Linked DNA regions of Homo sapiens: region 2 is linked to region 1. Evidence: chromatin contacts called from ENCODE Hi-C or POLR2A ChIA-PET data. All regions are on one chromosome and are shown on one strand. The core of a region is the stretch at or near the end of the contact, and the rest is flanking DNA. Distances in the headings are between cores, read along the strand shown.

Region 1 (3,218 bases), core at 77-2,576:
GGGACGGCCCAGGCCCTCGCACACTGCACACACACACCCCCTCCCCTTGCATGGGAAAGCCTTACATAACACAGCTCTGCACACACCCTAAGCACGCTGCCTTTCCAACTCTAGGCGAGACCTCGCTTCGGGCCCCCTCTCCTGGCGCGCACCGCTGGAGCGCAGGGTTCCAGCGAGCGCAGCTTAGCCCTCCTCCCACGCCAAGCCCGGCTCCTGCCCCCAACTCCCACACACAGCCCCTTCCTCCTCCCCTTTGCCCCTCACCACTCCTCCCTGAGTTCTGGTTTGAATTAGTCACCGGCTCCAACCACCACATTCCTCAGGCTGCTGGCGCCGGGCCAGGCTCTGGGGCGGGGGCCATCCCGCCCGGACGGGTTTGGGAGTTGGGCGGGGGGAAAGCGCCGCCTCCGGAGGGGAAGGGGCGGTCCCGAGGACTGGGCCGCCGCAGCGCACCCCCCTCCTCGCCCACCTCAGCATAGGAATCTCCCTAATTTTGTCCCCCTCCCCACCCATCCCGCTGGGAGGCGCATTGCAAACTTCCAGGTTCCGCGGCCCGAGAGGAAGGTTTTCTGGAGCGGGGAACGCGGAGAGGCAAGGCTAGGGCGGGGCAGCTGGAGGAGGCTGAGGGGCTGGTGGTACAGAACAGGGTGGGGCCTGGACGACTCGGGACGCGGTTAGGGGCAGAGGTGCAGGGAGCGCGGAAGGACAGCCGAGGGGGCGCACGGTGCGGGGTCGCGGAGGCGCGGAGGCGCTGGGGGCCGCGGTGGCGATCTCGGAAATTTCCCCTCCAGTAAACATGGGATACGAACGGAGCAGCCCCCGAGCCACCGCCCCATGCAGGGAGAGGAGGTGGGACAGAGGCCACCAGGCCCGGAACGGGGCGCCCTGCCTTGCAGTGGAGCCAACAGTCCGCCCTCCGGAGAAATAAAGAGTGGAGCAAAGCACTTCGGAGCGATTTTCCAACTTTAACCAACTTGCGCCCCAACTCCAGAGGCAGAACTCCGCTCCCAGAGAGCGACGCGTCGCCGCCCCGGGTGGCCCCGCTTGCTCCAAACTGCTTGAATCCTCACAGTGACACCCCCAACAACGCGCCCTGCCGGAGCACCGCAACCCACCTCCCCGCGACCCGCCCTTGGTGCCCCGGACCCCGATGGCGCCACGGTGCGCCTGGCGCCCCTACCTGAGGGCTCAGCCCCAGGGCACGGCCATAGCCGGCGCGAGGCCCAAGGCTGCGGTGCTGCGGCTACTGGCGGCGACGAGCCCCGTTCCGGGCGGGTCTGGCAGGGCGGGCGGTGCAGTCCCCGCGGCAGAGCAGCTCCGAGTGGCCGGGCCCCCGTGCGCGGAGGCGGCTCTTGTAACTCCGGCTCGGGCGGGCGGGTCTGCCCGGAGCTGTGGGGAGAGGGCGGGGCCGGGCGGGGCCGGAGCGGGGCTGGGACTGGCGAGCGGGGCAGACCCTGGAGGGACCCGGGAGTGGGCTGCTGGGGAGGGGGGCCGCTGGGGGACGCGGGGACATTCTTTCCCCCCCTCCCCGCATCCACTGCCCCCTGTCCTGTCCCGGACCTGGACCTGCTCTCCAACATGTGCACTGTGTGGCTTCATTGGCAAGAAACTCCTGCAGGCTCCCTGGGCTCACCCTCACAGCTGGAACTGCGAATCAACTTATTTTGCAGGAAGGGCCTGGGGGCTCTGAAGGTGGCTGGGTGATTCAGCCGCGACCGTCAGCTTGCTCCGGACCTTTGAGTTTTCTCTCAGCTTAGGCAACTACACTTCAGATCCCAGGCCCCAGCCTCCTTGCTTGGTTCCCAAGCTCCGTGCTGCCGCGCCCATTTCTCGCGTTCTCTCTTTCTGGGGGCCCCTCCGTCCATATCCGCACAGAACTGGCTTGGATTTCCACCCCCCAGGAGCCGGGGTCACCAGTGCCTCGCGCACCGCGGTGCTGCGCAGGCCGCGGGCATACGGGGGTGAGGACCCCGGGCGTTGGACAGCGGACCCGACGCCCACCTTCCTCTCCAGACTCCCGCCCCCAGGAGCCAGAGCCCCAGCGCTTCCTCTGCCTCCCATTCCTTCTCTGAGCGCCGCCCCCGCCTCCCCACTTGCGGGACGCTGAGTCTCCTAATTTACAGCGATTTCCCACAGCCACTTCTAACTACATCGAGATTTTATTAAACGTTTAATGATGGGGTGCGGGGGCCTTCTGGCTACACACTCCCCTCCACACTCCCTTTCTCTTCTCCCTCATGAGTCCTTTTATCCTCCCTCCTAGGTGGCCACCCACTGCCCGCTCCAAGCCAGTTTCCCCTCCTTCCCAAATGCTAAGGAAAGAGAGACCCCAGGCTGGGGAACTAAGGAGACCTGGCCAAGGCAGGAGCGCCCTCCTTGCTGCAAGATCATGAGTGGGCTGGAGCTGAGACCAGCTCGGCCCTGTCCTCTGAAATGGCAAACATGTTTACAGGCTAAAAATACCCAGCAGTCAACTCTGCTGCCAGCCCTGGGGGCTGTGTCCAGGTCCAGTTACCGGCACAGAGTACAGGCCGTGGGGGAGGGAAGAGACAGCCAGAGGAACCACAGACATGGGCACTCATATAATGGACACAGAAAGGTGGAGCCGCATGTGCAGACATCCAGACAGGCAGAGACATGTGAAAACACAAAGCGGAGACTTGGGCACCAGCATTTTCTCTTGCTCTCTCTAATACACACACACAGGTGCCCAGATAATGACTCAACCCCATGGCAGAGGCAGCCTCGCCACAACACATCCCAAGCACACAGTCACAGACTCACACTTTCCCAAGAATCACCTGCTCCCCCATTTTGTTCTGCACCCCTTTCCTAGCACCTACCTTATTTAAAGAAAAAACAAATCTAAAACTTTTGAGCTATAGAACACTTAAAAAAAAATTACCAAGGCCAGGCGCGATGCCTCACACCTGTAATTCCAGCACTTTGGGAAGCCAAGGCAGGTGGATCACTTGAGCTCAGGAGTTCGAGACCAGCCTGGCCAACATAGTGAAACCCCGCCTCGACTAAAAATACAAAAATTAGCAGGGCATGGTGGCGCAGCCTGTAATCCCAGCTGCTCGGGAAGCTAAGGCAGGAGAATCCCTTAAACTTGGGAGGCAGAGGTTGCAGTGAGCCAAGATCGTGCCACTGCAGTCCAGCCTGGGTGACAGAGCGAGACTCCATCTCAAAAAAAAAAAAGTACAATAAAACACAGA
Region 2 (2,966 bases), core at 308-2,807, 290 kb after region 1:
GTTGAGGCTGTAGTGAGCCATGAATGCACCACTGCACTCAAGCCTAGGTGACACAGTGAGGCTCTGTCTCAAAAAATATAAATGAATTAATAATGAATTAATGAATGCATGCTTAAAACTTTTTTTGTTGTTTTTTTTGAGATGGAGTCTTGCTCTGTTTCACAGACTGGAGTGCACTGGTGCGATCTCTGCTCACTGCAACCTCTGCGGGACGGATTCAAGCGATTCTCCAGCCTCGGCCTCCCAAGTAGCTGGGATTACAGGCATGAGCCACCACACCCGGATAATTTTTGTATTTTTTTAGTAGAGAAGGGGTTTTACCGTGCTGGCCAGGCTGGTCTTGAACTCCTGACCTCAAGTGATCCACCTATCTCGGCCTTCCAAAGTGCTGGGATGACAGGCATGAGCCACCACACCCAGCCTTGCTTAAAACTATTAAATGACAAGCAGGCACAGTGGCTCACGCCTGTAATCCCAGCACTTTGGGAGTCCGAGGCAGGTGGATCACCTGAGGTCAGGAGTTCGAGACCAGCCTAGCCAATACGGTGAAACCCCGTCTCTACTAAAGATACAAAAATAGCCGCGCGTGGTGGCAGACGCCTGTAATCCCAGGTACTTGGGAGGCTGAGGCAGGAGTATCGCTTGAACCCGGGAGGCGGAGGTTGCAGTGAGCCGAGATCGCGCCACTGCACTCCAGCCTGGGCAACAAGAGCGAAAACTCCGTCTCCAAAAAAAAAAAAAACAAAAAACAAACACACACACACACAAAACTATTAAATGACTTGCCCATGGTTACTTAGAGGATTATAATGGAGTCAGGTGAAAAACCTTAGAGGATGAGAACTTTTTGAAGGCAGAAATTTTACCGGCAGCCCCTGTACTTCTCCCAGTGCCTGGAATTCAGTAGGTGTTCAATAAATGTGTGTTACAGGTATGAACTACATAAGGCAGAAACCCAGGTCCCTGTCACCCATTCAAAGCCGTGTCACTAAGAGTTTGCCTGTCGCCATCATTCCAGTATCCTCAGGGAGCATCAACGCTCTCCCTTCGGCCCTGAGTTTAGCGAGGGGATTGGTCTTACCCGTCGGCCTGGGCGAGGCCACGGAACATGCCCTCCCCGCCCGGGCAGTGTCTCTGACCCTGGAATATGCCATCCTCGGTGCTGAAGTGCTTCACCGTCCTGTCCGCGCAGCCCACCAGCATCTGCGGCAAAGAAGGGCAAGATGGCGAGGAGAGCGAGGCTGCTGCGCCCCAGGCCCCCAGCTCCGGCCCGACCAGGGGCCACTCACCTGGGTCTCGCCGCCGGTGCCCCAACACAGGGCGCTCACTGCCTCCTCGCGCCGCGGCTGTCCTCCGGCCGTGAAGTTCGCCGCCTGTTTTCGCTGAAGATTTACCCCTGAGAGACGAAGGCGTCAGTCACGCCAGGGGCGCGAGTGCACCCCTGCACTTCCCGACGCCCGAGCCTGCCACCCACCTTTCAAGATCCCAGTCTCGGTGCCGACCCACACATGGTTCCAGCGTGCAGCAGCAGCCGCCATGACAAAGCCTGGAGGCAGACAGTTCACACTTCCGGCGCAGCGTGTGCGTCACCAGCGGGCGTCGAGTCCGATGCAGCGCAGTGTAGTTGCTGGAAGTTTGAAGAGCCGAAACAGTAAAGCTTCCATGCTTGTTTTGCTTTACGAAAATGAAACCAGGAGGTGCTTGTTTATGTAGATCGGAAGAATACATTGATCATTTTGCACTTGGGGGTGAAAAGCACCTTTCCTGGACTGCGTGGCCGGATCAAGCCAGCCCTAGTCTGTCTCCCGGCTCCATTATGTAATATGTGTTCTGGACTGTTAGACAAGAAACAACAAACGATTTAAGAAACGATTTAAGAAACACTTTAGAAACGATTCAAATCATTAATGATGTGTGGGGCTTCGTTCTGGAATATAAGTCACGAAAGAAAGATGGGAAAAGGAAACCGACGATTTTTTTTTTCTTTTGAGAGAACTTCGCCCTTGTTGCCCAGGCTGGAGTGCAATGGCGCGATCTCCTCTCACCTCAACCTCCGCCTCCCGGGTTCAAGCGATTCTTCTGCCTCAGCCTCCCAAGTAGCTGGGATTACAGCTGGTATTACTAAACCACCGCGCCCGGCCTCGTTTACTCTTCAAGAGGCGGACAGCGAGGCGCGGTGGCTCACGCCTGTAATCCCAGCACTTTGGGAGGCCGAGGCGGGCGGATCATGAGGTCAGGAGATCGAGACCATCTTGGCTAACACGGTGAATCCCCGTCTCTACTAAACATACAAAAACAAAACTAGCCGGGCGTGGTGGCGGGCGCCTGTAGTCCCAGCTACTCCGGAGGCTGAGGCAGGAGAATGGCGTGAACCCGGGAGGAGGAGCTTGCAGTGAGCCGAGATTGCGCCACTGCACTCCAGCCTGGGCGTCAGAGACTCCGTCTCAAAAAAAAAAAACAAAAACAACTAAAAGTACTCTGTGCTATGCTACATGAGAAACGCAGAGAAAGTCATCGCTCAGTAGAAATACAGTAATAGCGCATGCGTAAATAGGAGAGGGAAGTCGCTACTTTACCTAGAGATTAACACAGAAAAGCAACAAATTACCAGTTTACAAGTAAACCCTTTATCTAACGCGAAGATTTATTTATTTTTTGAGATGGAATCTTGCTCTGTCTCTCAGGCTAGAGCGCCCGCCACCAGGCCTGATTCACTTTTCTTTTGGTTTTTTAGTGAAGACGGGATTTTTCACACCATGTTAGTCAGGCTGGAATTACCCAATCCGCCCGCCCCAACCTCCCGAAGTGCTAGGATTTCACGCTTGAAACCCCGAGCGCGACCTAGGTTTAACACATCAAACGCGAAACCAGGCCGGGCGCGGTGGCTCACGCCTGTAATCCCACCACTTTGGGAGGCCGAGGCGGGCGGATCACGAGCTCAGGAGATCGAGACCATCCTGGTTAAC

Evidence for each region. A loop is a pair of places that touch in the nucleus more often than their neighbours do. ChIA-PET counts read pairs that join two places held with the same protein, here RNA polymerase II (POLR2A). Pooled maps may share reads with other maps.
Region 2: a map of mammary epithelial cell shows a loop between it and region 1 (7-fold over the local background). The contact joins the promoter of WDR74 here to the promoter of AHNAK in region 1. A Hi-C loop is called at or near these places in 12 of 168 maps with a recorded cell type or tissue (B cell, CD4-positive, alpha-beta memory T cell, HCT116 and 8 more), 9 of 37 single-sample maps with no recorded cell type and 20 of 50 pooled maps. POLR2A ChIA-PET finds 5 or more read pairs at or near these places in 31 of 52 experiments (AG04449, AG04450, B cell and 24 more).

The regions. Positions count from the first base shown.
Region 1 is chr11:62,545,480-62,548,697 of GRCh38, forward strand. It overlaps AHNAK (AHNAK nucleoprotein), which reads right to left and starts at 1,327. Exons shown (of 5, transcript NM_001620.3): 1 at 1,181-1,327. RefSeq lists enhancers at 1-344, 345-855, 1,434-1,964 and silencers at 1-128, 659-778, 789-838, 1,119-1,188, 1,309-1,478.
Region 2 is chr11:62,838,033-62,840,998 of GRCh38, forward strand. It overlaps WDR74 (WD repeat domain 74), which reads right to left and starts at 1,558. Exons shown (of 11, transcript NM_001369450.1): 1 at 1,475-1,558; 2 at 1,290-1,396; 3 at 1,082-1,203. The coding sequence starts at 1,538. RefSeq lists enhancers at 982-1,111, 1,222-1,341, 1,402-1,741, 1,812-1,951, 2,582-2,751 and a silencer at 2,882-2,931.